Linked DNA regions of Homo sapiens: region 1 is linked to region 2. A link is a loop called in an ENCODE intact Hi-C map of the cell type or tissue named here. Cell type or tissue: Calu3. All regions are shown on one strand. Each heading gives the region's core, and the rest is flanking DNA. Links, peaks and the distances in the headings are about the cores only. Region 1 has its middle 39 kb from the start of NUF2. Region 2 has its middle 210 kb from the start of NUF2.

Region 1 (8,928 bases), core at 2,679-6,678, 170 kb after region 2:
AAAGAAAGATAAAATCAACCTAAACATCTTTCAAGAGGAGTATGTAGCATAGCCATGCACTGAAATACCATTCAGAAGTAAAAATGAGACAGGAGGAGCTGCATATATAAGTAGGAAAATTGGTCACAAATATAATGCTTATTTATTCAAGAAATATTTGAGTTCCTCCTATATGTCAGGCACTTTTCTAGGTTCTCTGGATATAGCAGTGAACAAAACAAAGTCCTCATTCTTAACTCGCTCCTGTTGAGCAAAAACAGCAAGTTGGAGAATATACAAAGCAAACCATTCAAAGTTTAAAACATGCAAACGATGCTATATATGGGTAGAGTTACTTCATAGAGTCAGTAAAATTCTAAAAAAATTCGTGGGAATAATGAATTTATATTTCAGGATACTGGTTACCTGAGAGCAGTGAAGGGGCTTGTAATTGTGGAGGGCTGTAGAAAGGGCTTCGATTGCATTGCTAATGTTTACTTCTTTAAGTGAGGTAATAGCACACAGATGTTAATTATTATTCACAATGTGGTAGTCTTGTATAATTCTGAAATATACCTATCTTAAAAGAAAACAGAAATGTTTTCAAATCCAATCATTATGTAAAGATTTTGATTATTAAATGTTTCAATCAATTTTTTTTAAATTCAAAACTAAACAGTCCCTTTGACATTCTGAAGATTTACTTCCAGAATAGGAATATTTGACTAGCTAATGACAGATGAAGTACATAATAGAGCTTTTATTCCATTGAAAACAGTGCTGGTTACTGTGGCTTGGTAGAGTATCAATTAATGTGTAGACTTCACTTCTGTTGTATCTGAATTTCTGGATTGAGACCGCGTGTCAGATGTCTATCATTTCTTAGAAATTTCCTGTTAACCAGGAAAAAAAAAAAAAGGATGGGGACCTCAGGGAAAATAGAAAATGAGGAATAATTTTAGCTAGAAGAGTTAGGGAAAACTTCACAATGGGCAGTTAAAGGTCTGGACCTTAATTCCTAACCCTCTTTCACTGCAGCAATGATACCTAACCTTACTTGCCAATCACCTATTATGAAGACTTTCAGGCAACATGCCTCCTCGGGTTGATGGAAGCAGGGCTGACTTGGAAGGCCTAGCTTATTCTGCAGTCACTTTTGGGAGGAAAGTTAACTCTTTTGGACATAGTTTATACCTGTCAAATCATTGGAACTAGTGTAAAATAGGCTGGTCTTGAGCCCTCAAAGAAAAATTGCAATGAACAAAGACATACATAGTGCAAGGAAGCTGGTGGTAAATCTCAGACTGCTACAATAGAAATGAGAGTGAGAAAGATTCATATTTGTCTTTCTTACATAGGAGTCTGAGTAAAAGAGCTAAACTGGGCTTCCCAAAATTTTCAGATTAAATCTTGGGAATTGCACCTGGCTTGTAGAGTTTAGAATATGGGTCCCTGAATTCTGGAAATGTGGCTAATAAATGTCTGATTTCTTTTATTAAAAGTTGGAAGAAGGTCAGATCCTATTTGGAAGCAAGCAACTCATGATATTGTTCTAATGTATGTTGAAGTCAATGAGGAAACATCTGATGAAAAAAATATAGGCCCAGTTTAAAGAGGACTTGAATGCCAACTAAGTAGTTCAGACTTGAACTAATGACGACATTGGCAGCCGTTTTAGGTTTCTGGGCAAGTGAATCAACTGGTTGCCACTAAGAACCTCTTTGAGCCAAAGTTTCCCATCTGTTTCACAGGAGATAATGAGTGCCTCATCTACTAAGTCGTGCTGTGATCACATTAGGCAAGTATAACGTTCCAGTCAAGAAAAAGGTATGTTGTAAGAGATGCACTCGTGTGTTGAGAACATATATTCAGCAGTGTGAGCAGACCAATCAAAGGAATAATTCCCTAATTTTATATTACCTTAAAACGTTGTCTACATGCTGGTGGTAAGGGTATAGAAGTCCCAGTCTCTAGTACAGGGATTGGGGAGTGTGGTAGCCAACTCCACAAGATGGCTGCCAAAGAGCACTGCCTCTTGGTATATATGCTTTTATGAAGTTCCCCAAAACATACACATTGTACCATAGTTGGTCTATGTGAAGAGTAGAACATGGAAGAAGTGATGGTATGTCATTTCCAAGATAAGGTTATAAAAGACATTGTGGCTTCCATCTTGGTTGCACTCTCTCATTTTCTCTCTCTCTCTCTCTCTCTCTCTCTCTCCTATCTCTATCTGCAATCATTTGCTTTAGCTGATGATTGGGGAAGCCAGCTACCATATCGAACAGCTGTATGAAGCCTGTGTGGTAAGGAAATGAGGCTCCTGATAAGAGGCAGCAGGAACTGAGGCCCTTGCCAAAAGTCATTGGATTGAGCCATCTTGGAAGCAGATCTTCTATCCCTAATCAACACTTCAGATGACTGCAGCCCTGGAGGCCAGATTAACTGCAACCTCAAGAAAGTCCCTAAGCCAGGACCAGCCAGCCGAGCTACTCCTATATTCATTGACCCTCAGAAATTGTGTGAGATAATAAACACTTTTTATTTTAAGTTGCTAAGAGTTGGAGTAATTTGTTACATAGCAATAGATACAGGGATTTTGGCCAAAAGAAAGACTAATAACACCTGGTTGAAGAGAGAGTCATTAAGAGTTGACATTGTCCATGGATACTTCTTGAGAGCAGGAGTTTCTTCTTCACCTTGACTTCTTCCAACCCACTCGGATTGGGCCTGTGTGTAGTGCACTCTTAGTAAATATCTATTGAGTTATTGAGGGAAGAAGACCAGCCGTAAATACCGTGAAAGTAAAAGAAGCCTAACCATGGGTATAAGAGGAGGGTTGGGCCAAATAGGAGCTTCATGTAGAGCACATGTCCAGAGAGATCAACCATCCTGGTTTGCCCTGAACTGAGGGGTTTCCTTAAATGTGGGTTGTTTAGTGCTAAAACTGGGATAGTAAGAGGACAAAAGGAACTCATCTAAGAAAAACAGAGTAAGTTAAAGGGATAAACTAATGAAAGACAGCCTATTATTTCTTTGAATATGGTAGGGTTTCTTCATGCATTTGTTCAGCACATATTATTTTGATTCTATTATATGCTAAGTTCTGTAGGTACAAAATGAATTATAATCTCTGGCTTGAAAGAGCACAGATATAAAGTTGTCCTGATTATATAAGAATACATTTGCCCTCCCTGGTAAAATGCAATTTCTTTCTAAAAACTTTTGAAAAGATATTGTTTCTGTAACTCTTTTTTTTCTACAAATCTAGTTTTAAATGATGGCTGTAAATTTCTCAGTACTTTCTGAGTCCTTTCTCCTTTGACGGGTGATACAACTGTTAGCAATAAATGAACATTAGTATTCTAATGGGTGCCATGTGATTTTTTTCTTCTGGGTAGAGTCTATCTCTTTCAAACAGTAAAAGCTCACATAACACCTGTTGCAGCCATTTTTGTCACTTTATATCTTCTGTTTTACTAGCAATAATAGCCATTTCCAAAGCGTGCCAAGTAGTTTACATTTATTATCTGATTTAATCCTTACAACAGTCTTGTGAAATAAAGACTACTAAACTCCTCAATTTGAAAATAAGGAGCCTAAGCCTCAATGCCATTCTGTTTCATGCCCCAGTTTACAAAGCTGGTAAGTTGCAAACATGGAATTCAAATGTCTGTCTCTCAAAACTCCACATTCTGAACAATTGTACTAAATACCTCCACATAATAATTGCTAACACATATAATGTGCTTGACCATGCACTGGGTGCTGTGCCAAGCATTTTATATCTCTCATCACCTCAGTCTTGAAGGGTAGAGAACTTGGTGATGTGAAGGTAGAATCAATGACGAGAAGCAGGAAGGCTATTCAAAGTGTGGTTTGTGGTCCAGCAGCCTCAGCGCCACCTATGAGATTTTTAGAAATGCAGGATCGCAGGCTCCACCCCAACTTACTGAATCAGACTCTTTATTTTAACAGGATTTCCAGGTGACTTGTAAGCATGTCAAAATGCAAGAAGCATTGCTATAGAAGACCTGTGAAGAACCTGACCCCAGTTATGGTTAGATTTCTCTAATGCAGTGCTTCTCTAAATGTTGATCCCTGAACCAACAACATCAGCTTCACCTGGGAACTTGATTGAAATGCAAATTATAGAGCCCCACCCTAGACCTACAGAATCAGAATCTCTGGGGCAATAATCCATTTTAGTCCTCCAGGTGATTCTGATAAATACTGAGGTTTGAAAATCCCCCTTCTAATGTCCTGCAATCCTTACACCTATGCTCAAACAGGAAAGACGAGTTAGCAGTGACACCCAGTGGAGCCAAGCGAAATTTGCAACTTTTAAAAATGAGCATACCTGATTCTTTTTTCCCCTGGTAGGATAAAACTGTCATGATCCTTGTTCTTTGCACTAAAAATACAAGGCTGACTTCTTTTCCTGAAAACTCCTTGCTTTAGGGTCTTGTGCCCATTTTGGATATGCAGATATATTCTTTAATTCAGCAAATATTTCTTCACTGCTAAGTAGGTATAAAGAATTATGACAGAAGTAGTGCAGAAGATATAAAACATATCAAATTGGCCCCAGAGCAGTCTAACAGATATATCTGCCTTTAACAGCATCAGCTACCATTTGAGTGTTTGATGTGTGGCAGGCACTTTGCTAATTGTTCTCCAGAATTCACTCAGTGTTTTCATGCTTGAGATACACACTTGACCATTGAACAACATGGGGCCAAACTTCACAGGACCATTTATACATGGATCTCTTTCAATAAAAGTTACACCAAGATTGCCTGCCTCCCTTTTCACCCCATCCACCTCTTCTGCCTCTGCCTCCCCTGAGACAGCCATACCAACTCCTCCTCTTCCTCCTCTTCCTCAGCCTGCTCAACATGAAGATGAGGATGAAGACCTTTGTGATGATCCAATTCCACTTAATAAATAATAAATGTATTTTCTCTTCCTTAAGATTTTTTAACATTTTCAGTTCTCTAGTTTTATTGTAAGAATATACTATATGATAAATATACAAAATATGTGTTAATTGACTGTTTAGGTTATTGGTCAGTCAATAGTAGGCTTTTAGTAATTTTCGGGAGAGTCAAGTGTTACACATGGATTTTCCACTGTAAGGAGGGTTGGTGCCCTTATCTCTCACATTGTTCAGCCCTCAACTGTATTTGTTATTCCTGTATTTGTTATACTAGAAGTAGTGTGAGGACTTATTCTAGTGTATGTTCCTAGTCACACAGCAGTTCTTAAAATAATCGCCTAGGATTATTGTCATTGGAATCATTTAGTATGCTTGTTTCATGTGTAGAACCCCAGAAACCCACCAAATCAAATCTCTGGGGGGTGTGGCATATTTAACAAGTTTCCCAGGAAAATTTTACACACTTTGAGAACTGCCATACCACACTATATGGTCTCCATCAAAATATTGCCCTTTAAAGTATTATGGGTTAGCATCAAAGATTTGTAGAGCAGTGGGGAGAGACGATCAAGTTTGTATTTTAGAAAGTTCTATGTCATGGCAGTAAGAATGAATTAGAGGTTGGTGGTGGTAGGAACTTACTTTATAAGATTACCAGAAGAAAAGAATGTTACACTGAGAATCCTAGGTGATATTCTAGGTTCATTTCCTAAAAGACTTGCTTGTTTTATGAAATCTCAAATTCTTGTCTCAGAAAAATTCAATTTTAAGAGTTGCATGGAATCTGAACTAGAAATCCTGAACCAATTACTAAGAGGATGACTTAGACAGTATATATATACATCTTTTAAAGATTACTTATATATGTGTATATATATGTATATATATGTGTGTGTATATATATATATATATGTGTATACATATACATGTATACTACAGGTGCGTGCCACCATGCCCTGCTAATTTTTTGTATTTTTAGTAGAGGTGGGATTTCACCATGTTAGTCAGGATGGTCTCGATCTCCTGACCTCGTGATCCACCCGCCTCGGCTTCCCAAAGTGTTGGGATTACAGGCGTGAGCCACCGCACCTGGCCAACAAACAATTTTTAAAAGATAATGTACATAAGGTCAGAATTGGAGACTTGAGATGAGTCATCCTTTTAGCAAAATTTTGAAATAATCTTATGATATTATTTAGAACCTATTTCAACTTTAAACAGATTATCTCTAAATTCTGACACTTTTCTTTTTTTTGAGTTGTTACTATTATTTAAAAATTTTCAGCTTTTAAGTTTCAAACCTTAAAATCCACAGCTATTTTAGCATTGGTTATGCAAGTTATGTTATGCCCCCTGGTGGCAATATGGATAGGAAGATGAGAAGCATATTTCAATCAAAGGGAGAGTGCCAACTTAATTGATATAAGTGGCAGGCCCAGAATTTGAAATGGAATTTCATATAAAACTTTTCTGGTCTTACTAAAAATAGGAAACATCCCGTTAAACTAAAATCAGATGTATTAACTTCAGCCTGCAAGGTGCATATTTCAATTTCCCTTGCTTTGTCATAAAATGGATTAGTTCCTTGAAATATGTCAGTTGAACTTGAAATTAAATATTTTCTCTACATATAGCTAAGTACCTGAACTCATAAGTGATAACTAAAGTCTGTGTCTGCACAGTATTTCCTTTAAGGTCAGGCTTCACCACATGCCACATACCATGAGGCCATTTGCTTCTGCAGAGTATTAATTTCCCCATATTAATAAACTTTAAAAGAGTACATGATCCAAGTAGTCATTTTCAAGAAGGCGCTGGGGAAAATCCTAAATTTACTCAGTTATTCTTTAGTCAAAACAGCCAAATGTGGATTATACTGAAGGCCTCTTAAATAAGGCTTTTTACCTCTTTGGGGGCAAAAATAGAAAGTGAAAATATCAAACTGCTGAAACATATGTTATTTGGCATAAAAAATGCATAAAAGATAACATTTCTTGCTGGGATAAACCTGGCCTCAAGGTTATATGCTTTGGTCATAGGAGAGTGATGGCTATTCCTTAAGTAAACATTTAAGTGACTACCAGGTGCTTGGTTCCATGCTAGAGTAGAAATACTAAAACAGATTAGTTACTGGGCTTGAAAAACCTTAAGTCCAGCAAGGTGTAACATGTGTAAAAAAAAAATACAATATAATGATACAAATTACAGTAAAAATAAAAGAAAAAAGGAAAAGCTGACAGTTAAAAAAGCATTAGATTTCGCTAGGAGCGGTGGCTCATGCCTGCAATCCGAGAACCTTGGGAGGCCGAGGCGGGCGAATCACTTGAGGTTAGGAGTTCGAGCCCAGCCTAGCCAACATGGCAAAACCCTGTCTCTACAAAAAAAATAAAAAAATAAGCTGGGTGTGGTGGCACGCACCTGCAGTCCCAGCTACTCGGGAGGCTGAGGCACGAGAATCACTTGAACCTGGGAGGCAGAGGTTGCAGTGAGCCGAGATTGTCCCACTGCACTCCAGCCTGGGCGACAGAGCAAGACCCTGTCTCTCTCTCACACACACACACACAAGTCTTAGACTTGAAAAATGAGTATTTTCCAGTTGAACAAAGGAAAGACATTATAAACTATGGGGGGAAAAAAACACGTGTAAACACATTAAGTGTGAAGTGCTATGAATGCCAAATAGCTCAGTATTGCTCAAGGACAAAGTTCAAGTGAGAAGTGGCAAGAGAAAAGGTGAGAAAGTCTAGAAGGTGAGAAAGTCTAGATTATGAAGGGTTTTGAAATTCCTGCAGGTTTACTTTATCCTATAAGGGAATGGTCCCAAGAAAAATATTTAATGTTCTGTTTATTAAGTAGTTAGGTCCAGAAAACATAATAAGCATTTATGTCCTAACAATGAATGTTTTAAAATAAAACACAAACTGAAAGAATATTTTTATTACTTTATTTTACTCTTAACCAGTTACTAATTGGGTATCTGTGCCTATTGGGCACTGTACAACTACTCAAACCTTGGAATCAGATTGAACATTGTCATCTTCATTTCCTATTCTATGATTTTCATGTGATACTTGCTTATCTCAGCAAATGCCAAACCCAGCTCCACAAAGATATGATGTCATTGAAAGGAATGTAGTATGCTTTAACATTGGAATTCTGAATGACCTTGAACTAGTAGTTTGTGACGGTGTCCCACAAATATCAAATATTGTTGTTTCCTTTGGAAATTTAAAACATTGCATGATTCCCCTGTGAGTTCGCTAATACACCCTGGCAGGACAGTTTGAAAAGCTAAAAAACTGCACAGATCACAGACACTATCTAATTTGCTTGATGGAATACTCGAATGCCTTTATAGAAGTGGGTTAGAGACTGGGAGCCTGGTAAGATTATTGCAAGTACAGTAATGATGAGGATGCAAATTGCAACATAAGCAAAGGAGATGTGAGAGGGAGATTTGGGTACATTAATCTGTAGTTCTTGCTAACTAAATGGATATAAGGGAGTGAGGTATAGTAGCATAAGAAAGTGGTTGAGTCCTTTTTCCAACACGGCACAAGTGTAGTTAGTGATACTAGTAACCATAATGTTTTTAAATATTTGATAATCATATTTGAATCTAATTGGTTTCCCTTTTTATCCTCTATTTTATATCATGTATTAAACCCATTATTCTGAAAGGGTCCATTATTAGGCTTCATCAGAATGCCAATAAGTTAAATACACCTACTGGCCAATGGATATGCAAGTCTGAAAATCAGGGGATATGATAAATCTAATTAAAAAAACATAAATGTAGTTAAGTTTTACAGGTGTTTAACTTGTGCTGGAAGCTGTGGGTGTAGATAAAAGTTTTCAAGGAGAAATATAGAGTTTACGGTAAGAAGAGGCAAGGGTGGAAGCACAGAGAACAAAAACACAAGAGGTGAAAACAGAATGAGGCTCTAGGGTGGAAAAATTAACAAGAAGACAGGGAATTAGGAGAACCAACAGAGTGGTGTTACTGAGAC
Region 2 (8,928 bases), core at 2,696-6,695:
CTCCCCTTCTTTGCTACCACCTCTTTTGTCAGCCTTCTTCATCCCTCCCGTGGAATCCTGCAGGAGCATCTTAGCTGTTCTGTCTTAGGTTGACAGTCTCTGACTTCGGAACAAGAACCTTGTCCCTTAACAAGATATGTTAGAAGCTTGGGATCTGGCCCCATTTGCTTCCAGAGCCTCCTCCCCTCCGGCTTTCCCATAAGTCACGTATGTCACCCCAGACCAGAGGAGACTCCAGAAGTCTCCTACAGCACAATGTGTACATATTCATCTCTGAACTTTTAGGCTTGTCCCCACTCTCATTCTGTGGTCATTATTCACTTAATAATTATTCTCACCCTTCACAACTCATCTCCACTGGAACCTTCACCAACCTTCTCAGAAAGTTTCTTCCTCCCCTGTGTGCTCCCAGCGCCTTGTCCAGTGAAACCGATCTCCTTGCTTTAATCATTTTCTTACCTGCATGTTTGCTTCCAGAGGCTGTGACCTTTGGGGTCCAGGAAATGTTTCCTAGTGATATCTGTATTTGCCATCCACGAGGCCCCCATCACACTGAAGACGCATGTTAGAGGCCCAAATTATGCTTGAATGAATCAGTGAATGAGATGAAATGAAAAGAAGAAAAGAAAAAATATTTTAAGGGATAAAATACAGTAGAGTTGTGTAAAAGGGCTATGGGAACTCATACCTGGAGTTACTCACTCTACCTAGAGGAAGTGAGGGAAAGGAATCTCCTTTATGCTTTGAAGGATCATTAAGGATTGTCCTCTATTTCTGGTAGAGGTACATTTAAAAGGGGCAGAAAGCACACCTTAGAGGCTGGCAAAATTCCCTAACAGAGATGGGTTAGATTTCCATTACCCTATCATGGGCTCCTGAGTTCACATCATTAAACAGATTCCTATCTGAATATCTAACCCTACTTTCTTATGCATGTTTGTCTTGTCCTGGGAAAATGCAGGAGTCTGTACTTCTCTAGAAAGGCTATTAAAAACTTCTGAGATTATATAATATTTTACCTTTTGCATCTGGCTTATTTCACTTAGCATAATGTTCTCCAGTTTCATCCATGTTGTCACAAAAAACAGAATCTTCTTTTTTATTAAGGCTGAATAATTGCCCATTTTATATATACAAGTTAAGCATCCCAAATATGAAAACCCAAAATGCTCCAAAGTCCAAAATTTTTGGAGTACCAATATGACATTCAAAGGAAATGCTCATTGGAGCACTCTGGGTTTCAGATTTTCAGATTTGGTATGCTCAACCAGTAAATATAACGCAAATATTTCAAAATCTGAAAGAAAGGTAAAAATCCAAAACACTTCTGGTCCTAAGCATTTTGGATAAGGGATACTTAACTTGTGTATATACATCATAGTTAGGTAGGATTAATGGTCTAGAGATGTAAATGTACAGCCTGATCACTATAGTTGATAATAAGGTATTTTATACTGGAAATTTACTAAGAGAGATTTCAGGTGCTCTCACCACACACACACAAAAGATGATAACTATGTAAGGAGATGAATATGTTAATTAGCATGAGTCTAGTAATCATTTCATTATGCATATGTGTATCAAGACATCATGCTGTACACCATGAATATACACAATTTTTATTTAATAAAAGACAGACAGAAATGGCTGGGAGTGACTTGGGCACAAAAGGAATAGCCAGGCCCTGGTGTCTCTTCCTTTCCATCACTTCTGATGTCAGTCTTGCTTCAGTGCTCCCTCCGCATGCAGGCCTGCTCTTATTTGCAGGTCACAATCTCGTGTTCATAAGATCCAAAGTCCAGAGTAAACCTGGATGGGTACACAGGGCAGCTTTTCATAGTCCCATGTCCCATAGTCTCACCAACTCCCACATAAATGCTCTGGGCTTTCAAGTGCTTTAAAGACTCTCCTGGATTTCCCTGTCATTCTTGCTACAAAATTAAGATTAAGAAAGGGAAGAGAGATGGTAATAATGTCAAGAGTAAGGGCACAAGATTTTCTTTTCTTCATGACCATCTTGTAGGAAATGACTAGTTTTTTAATTGCCCATTAAATATGTGTAATTGGCTACTGATTCATTGAAGGCAAGCAGCTCAAATATTTGCATGCATAGATATTTCCTCAAGATATAAAATGCTATGGTGAATGTAAATCTCTCTACAGATGTGGTGATTCTTCCGTACATTGTGTGAGGCACATAACTTAGGCACAGGCTTTCCCATTGCCACATCTATACCCTTTTCTTGACTTTGGAGAAATACTGGCACTTGAATTGAATTCAGTTCCTGTAGCTTTATTTTAATCACCTTCAACTCTACCCTTATCTTATTTCTTGAAAAAAAATTCTACTTTTCTAACTCTCAGTCAAACAAATTAACAAATTTGTGTGTGTATCCTTTCCAAACCTTGAAGAAACCATTTTAATGTTCAGAAAACTATTTATACTTCTGGTAAAAACAAATATTCTACAATGTTTCCTAGCTGTTTTACAAATCAATTTTGAGGAGTTCTGTTATAGAGACAAGTTATAAATATTGGAGCCTGATGATCATCGTCACAATAAAGAGAATAAATAAATATAAAAGTCAAAAACCCCTGAACAGTGATGCCTCTGAAGATACATATCAGCAGGCAGAACATACTCTTCTTCTTTGAAAGAAAGTAAAACTTAACATGAAGGGGAAACATGAAGAACCTTGGAGAATTTTATGTTAGGACATAAAGAAGCCCTGAGCTACTGTATGGATTCAGGCAGAATAGAAGCAAGAGAAATATTGTTTCTCAATGCACTAGGAGCAAAGGAGGCTAAAGAATAGGACAAGGATGAGAGAGGGATGGATGAGAGGAGCAGATGGAGAAGGAGGAGGAAGAAATGGAGAAGGAGAAGGGGGAGATGGAGAAGAAGGGGAAGGAAGGAAGGAAGGAAGGAAGGAAGGAAGGAAGGAAGGAAGGAAGGGAGGGAGGAAGGGAGGGACGGAGGGAGGGAGGGAGGGTGGGAGGGAATGGAGTGAGTTGTCCACTACATCTGACAGCTTAAATGTATTGGTAAATTAACCCCATGAAGGTTAAGTGAAAGAGAAACCACATTGTCAGAATACTAAGGCAGTTCAAAACTAAAGGAAGAGATAAAAAGGCCCAGGAGCACTAGCAACTAGAGTAGGCCAGAAGAGTTAGGACCCCAGCTCTACAGGGAGCCACTGTCAGAGCAACCATGCTTCTCATCCTTATAATTTCTATCAAAGTTTCAGATTTGAAATAGAGAAGATCTGATTGGCCTGGCTTCGGATTTAAAAGCTTCTGGATCAATAGCTATAGCTAATTTTGCGGGGCAGGGGTAAGAGTAGAGGACAGACGTATATCAAAGCCAGTTAAAAAATACCTTTTTAGAGACAGGGTTTCACCATGTTTTTCAGACTGGTCTCTAACTCCTGACCTCAGGTGATCCACCTGCCTCAGCCTCCCAAAGTGCTGGGATTACAGGCGTGAGCCACTGTGCCTGGCCCATCAGAAGCATTTTGAAGAGCTAACAATATAATGGAGAATAAGCAGACAGAATTTCCGTCCCACAGGAAGTTCAGGGGATCTGTATGGGCAAGGCTGCCACCCAATTAGTGTCTATTACCCTAAGTCAAGAAATATTGTTTCTGAGACTGACACAGGAAAATCTGCAAACCAGAAAGCTGTAGACTTATTTCTGCAGGAATTCTTGACAATAAGTCTTCCACTGAAACCCCCAAACCATGTAGCAGCTTATGGAGGTTTCAGTTTTAAGGAGGTAGGGAGAAGAAAGAGAGAGACAGAGAGACAGATGGAGAACATGGTTGAGAGAAAGAGAAGCCTTATCAAGTTAAGGGAAGATCAACTTTATATTAAACAATGTTAGACACCGATTAGGGTTAATAGAAAGAAGTCCAAATTGTACTCACATTTGTGATAATTACTTAGCATAGTACTTGGTACAGTAGATGCATAAATATTAACTAAATCTGAATTCATGCTTTATTTATTGATAGAAAGTCACAAAATATAGGCATAGTAACAGCCATACAGGCTTTACATACAGGCAGTTTGAACTCTGGTATATCATTGCTATGTAACCCTGGACAAAGAAGTTAGGGTCTTTAAACTGAGGACATTAAGGTATATTGATAGAGTTTCATGAAGGTTAAATAAAATAATGTATATAAAATCATATAGTAAGTGCTCAGTAAATATTCACTCCTCTCTTCATCTTCTTATTAAGTGCATGTTCTTAACATCCAGCATTTGATTTCACTAGAAAGCTTATGTTTTAAAACAAAATCTTAAAAAGTTATTCTTATAAATGTAATGTGCTAGACAGAAACTCTAGGTCTTAACTATGTTTCTAGCAGTTCAATGAGACTGTCCATTAAAGGCTGCCGCTATCACCACCTGGTGGCAGCATACTGTATAATTTTTTTAAATTTAAAAATGACATACTCATACATATTTACAGAGTAAAGTGTGATATTTTGATACCTGTATACAATGCATAATAATCAAATTAGGGTAATTAGCATATTTATCACCTCAAATATTTATCATTTCTTTGTGTTGGGAACGTTCAAAATCCTCTCTTCTAGTTATGTAAAAATATAGAATAAATAATTATTAACTATAGTCATCCTTCAGTGCTATAGAACACTAGAACTTATTTCTCGTATCTGAGTATAATATGTGTTCCTTAACCAACACCTTTCCCTATCCCCTCTTCTTTTCACCCTTCCCAGACTCTAGATATCATTATTCTGCTCTTTACTTCTATGAGGTCTTACTTAGCTTCCACATATGAGTAAGAATACATGGCACTTACCTTTCTGTACCTGCCTTACTTCACTCAACACAATATTCTCTAGACTCATCCATGTTGCTATAAATGAGAGGATTTCATTCTTTTTATAGCTGAATAGTATTCCATTGTGTATTTATACCATGTTTTCTTTATCCATTCATCTGTTGATGGACACTAAGGTTGATCCCATGTCTTGGCTATTATGAATAGTGTTTCAGTAAACATGGGAGTGCATCTATGTCTTTGACACACTGATTTTCTTTACTTTGGATCTATGCCCAGTAATGGGGTTGTTGGATCACATGGTAGTTTGTTTTACTTTTTGAGGAGCCTCCATACTGTTTTCCATAATGGCTATACTAATTTACATTTCCACAAACAGTGTATAGTAGTTTCGTTTTCTCCTCCACATCCTTGCCAGCTTTGTTATTTTTGTCCTTTTGATAATAGCCATTCCAGCTGGGATGAGATGGTATCTCATTTTGGTTTTGATTTGCATTTCCCTGATGATTAGTGATGTTCAGCATTTTTTCCATATACTTCTTGAACATTTGTATGCCTTCTTTTGAGAAATGTCTATTCATATCATTTGCCCATTTTGAATTGCATTGTGTGTGTGTGTGTGTGTGTGTGTGTGTGTTGGCTGTTGAGTTGTTTGAATATTCTGAGTATTGTTCCCTTGTTGGATAAATAATTTGCAAATATTTTCTCCCATTCTGCAGGTTGTCCTTTACCCTGTCAATGTTTCCTTTGCTATGCCAAAGTTTTTTAATTTGATATAATCTCATTTGTCTATTTTGGCTTTTGTTGTCCTTTTTATTGTCTTTTTTAAGGTCTTCTCCATAAAAATATCTGCCTAGACTGATGTCCTGAAGCATTTCTCCTAAGTTTTCTTCTAGTATTTTCATAGTTTGAGATTTAGGTCTTTAATCCATTTTGAATTGACTTTTGGATGTGGTGATAGAGGCCTAGTTTCATTCCTCTGCATATGAATATTTTGGTTTTTCCGGCATTATTCATTAAAGAGAATGTCCTTTCCTCAATGTATGTTCTTCGCATCTTTGTTGAAAATCAGGTGTCTGTAAGTATGTGGATTTATTTCTGGGTTCTCTTTCTGTTCCATTGGTCTATGTGTCTATTTTCATGTCAGTACCATGCTGTTTTGGTTATTATAGCTTTATAATATATTTTGAGGTCAGGTAGTGTGATGCCTACAATGTTATTCTTTTCACTCAGGATTGCTTTAGCAAATTTTCCCTGCTTGCAAGATGACATGATCTTACATAGAGAAAAACTAGACTCCATCAAAAAACTCTTAGAATTGAGAAACAAATTTAGTAAAGTTGCAGGATACAAAATCAACATGCAAAAAAAAAAAAAACCATACCATTTCTATATACCAATAATTAACTAGCTGGAAGAAATTTTTATTATTTCATTATGTATATTCATCGCTCAAAATATTCTACAAAAATCAAGAAAGCAATCCCATTTATAATAGCCACAAAAATAATAAAATTTCTAAAAATAAATTAACCAAGGAGGTGAAAGATCCCTATAAAAAAAAATATAAAATTCTGATGAAAGAAATTGAAGAGGACACAAAACAATGGAAGGACATCCCATGTTTATGAGTTTGAAAGAATTAATATTGTTAAAATCATTGTACTGCCCAAAGGAATCTACAGATCTAATGCAATATCTATCAAAATACAAATGACATTCTTCACAAAAATATAAAAAATTCTAAAATGTATATGGAACCACAAAAGACCGCAAATAGCCCAAAGCAATCTTGTATATTTTTGGGTGACAACTATATATAATGAAATCCTAAACATTCCTTAGAGTCTTACATATTACACATATGGGAAAAGTTTAGACAACAACTGTTTGTACAACACATTTTCCTATAACCAATATGTGGTGACACTTTGGTATGTTATGAAGATACCTGAAGCAGTAATCTGGATTTTCAAAATTTACTGATGTCTATCTTTAATGCCATCAGCTTAATACCATTCTCCTTCTATATCCCTCAATACCCCTGTTGCAGCCTGAATTCAAAAGCTTAGGCATTGCTCTGAAGAGTTACGTAAAAATAAAGCAGATCATGACATCAAAAGCATACACAAAAAAGAGAAACAATAAATACATTGGACATCATCAAAATTAAAAACCCTTATGTTCCAAAGGATATTATCAAGAAAGAGAAAAGACAATCCACAGAATGAGAGAGCATTTTTGCAAATCATATATCTGACAAGGGACTTGTATCTAGAATATATAAAAGACTCCTACAACTCAATAAAAAGACCAATCACCCAATAAAAATGGTCAAGAGATCTAAATAGATATTTCTCTAAAGAATATATTCACAAAGCCAAAAAACACATACAAAGTGTTCAGCATTAGCCATCACAGAAATGCAAACTAAAATCATAATGAGATACCATTGCACACACACTAGGATGGCTATAATAAAAAAAGACAGTGAACAACAAATGTTGGCAAAGATTTGGAGAAATTAGCACCCTTATACACTATTGAGAGAAATGTAAAATGGTGCAGCTACTTTGGAAAACAGTCTGGCAGTTTGTCAAAGGATTAACCCGAGGTTATCATATGACCCATCAATGCTACTCCTAGGTATAATCTAAGAGAAGTGAAAACATAAACCCACACAAAAACTCGTACATGAATCTTCATAAGAGCATTATTTGGCTCTTTTCATGCCAAAAAGTGAAAACAACCTCAAATGTCCCTCAATTAATACTTAAGGTGGAATATTACTCATCAATAAAAAGAATAAAGTACCAATACATGCAACATCATGGCTGAACCTTGAAAATACTATGCAAAGTGAAAGAAGCCAGTCACAGAACCACATATTATGTAATTTTATTTATATGAAATACTCAGAACAGGAAAGTCCATAGAAACAGAATGTAAATTGCATTTGCCTGGGGCTGGAGGGGTATGCTGAAGCTGGGAAGTAATGGTTAAGGGAAATGGGGTTTCTTTCTGGGGCAATGAACACATTCTAAAATTGATTGTGGTGATGGTTGCACAACTCTGTGAATATATAAAAAGCCTTTATATATTTATAGGTGAACTGTATGACATATTAAATGGGTGAATTGCATGATATTTTAACTATATCTCAAAAAGTTGTTAAAAAGTAAAAAACAAAGCATGTCCGAAATGGTGATGGAGAAGAGGTTCATCATTTCTCCCCTATGCACACAAAAGTTTCTTCATGTTCTTTTCAGAACTAAAAATTTCAATCTAACATTGGAGGCTAGTCTTTTATAGAAGTTAAAATATTTCTATAGAAGCTAAAATATTTTACATAAACTAATTTGGAGCTTTGGAAACATTTTTTTTTCCTGATTTTATTTTACCATAAAAGAGTATTCTCTTCTGGCTTCAGTGGTGCTCATCAAAATGGGAAAATAACACAATTTTACATTTAACTGTAACAAGATTCACTTTAGATATCTAGAGCAGAGCTAATCTCACCACCAGAAGTCACTGATGTTGGCTGGCATCGCATTACTGATTTTATGATCTGACCCATGGTCACAATCCCTTCCGCAACACACACACACACACACACACACACTCACATTTATGTATGCAGACAATACCACAACTCTGGTTGTGACATGGAACATCTTAGGGAACCTTGTCTGCAGTGCCAAGGCAGGCCCCAGCTAGGCTCGCTTATGCATCTGTTTAGTTTTGACTTCTTATAATCCTAAAAACAATATTTCTGGATTTCTATAGCTCATTGAAACGAATCACAGAATCTATGTATTGAAAAGCACTTTACAAGCATCTAAGTCTTACACAGACTTTCCAATGTGAATTAAACCAACCCAATCTTTCATTCCTATCTGATTCTGCTATAGTCATAGAGATGCTGCGCAAAGGATAAAAGAGCCATTTTTCATGACCTTCCTCGTTTCTCTGAACAAAGCCCAGTGTCAAAATCCTTGGAAAGCATGTATTATAGTGAAGAACAAGATTCAAAAAAATGTTTGGAAGCATTCATGATACAGAAAAATAATTTCCTCTCTCTCATCCCAAAATAAAAAACAACCTTATGATGT

The links. Hi-C counts contacts between places; a loop is a spot of excess contacts. Peaks named below come from ENCODE experiments on the same cell type or tissue, not always from the same donor. Only the 100,000 strongest peaks of a DNase experiment are listed, where the experiment ranks them.
Region 1: it touches region 2 in a loop (9-fold over the local background); 15 of 110 quality-filtered maps call a loop at or near these places.

What each region holds. Positions count from the first base shown.
Region 1 is chr1:163,356,680-163,365,607 of GRCh38, reverse strand. No RefSeq gene overlaps it. Among named protein-coding and RNA genes, the nearest start is that of NUF2, 39 kb to the right of the region's middle. In Calu3, for the core only: CTCF peaks have their summits at 4,284 (motif pointing left) and 6,302 (motif pointing left); DNase peaks (open chromatin) are centred at 4,277 and 6,277.
Region 2 is chr1:163,524,407-163,533,334 of GRCh38, reverse strand. No RefSeq gene overlaps it. Among named protein-coding and RNA genes, the nearest start is that of NUF2, 210 kb to the right of the region's middle. In Calu3, for the core only: no CTCF peak of the experiment used is centred there; a DNase peak (open chromatin) is centred at 4,404.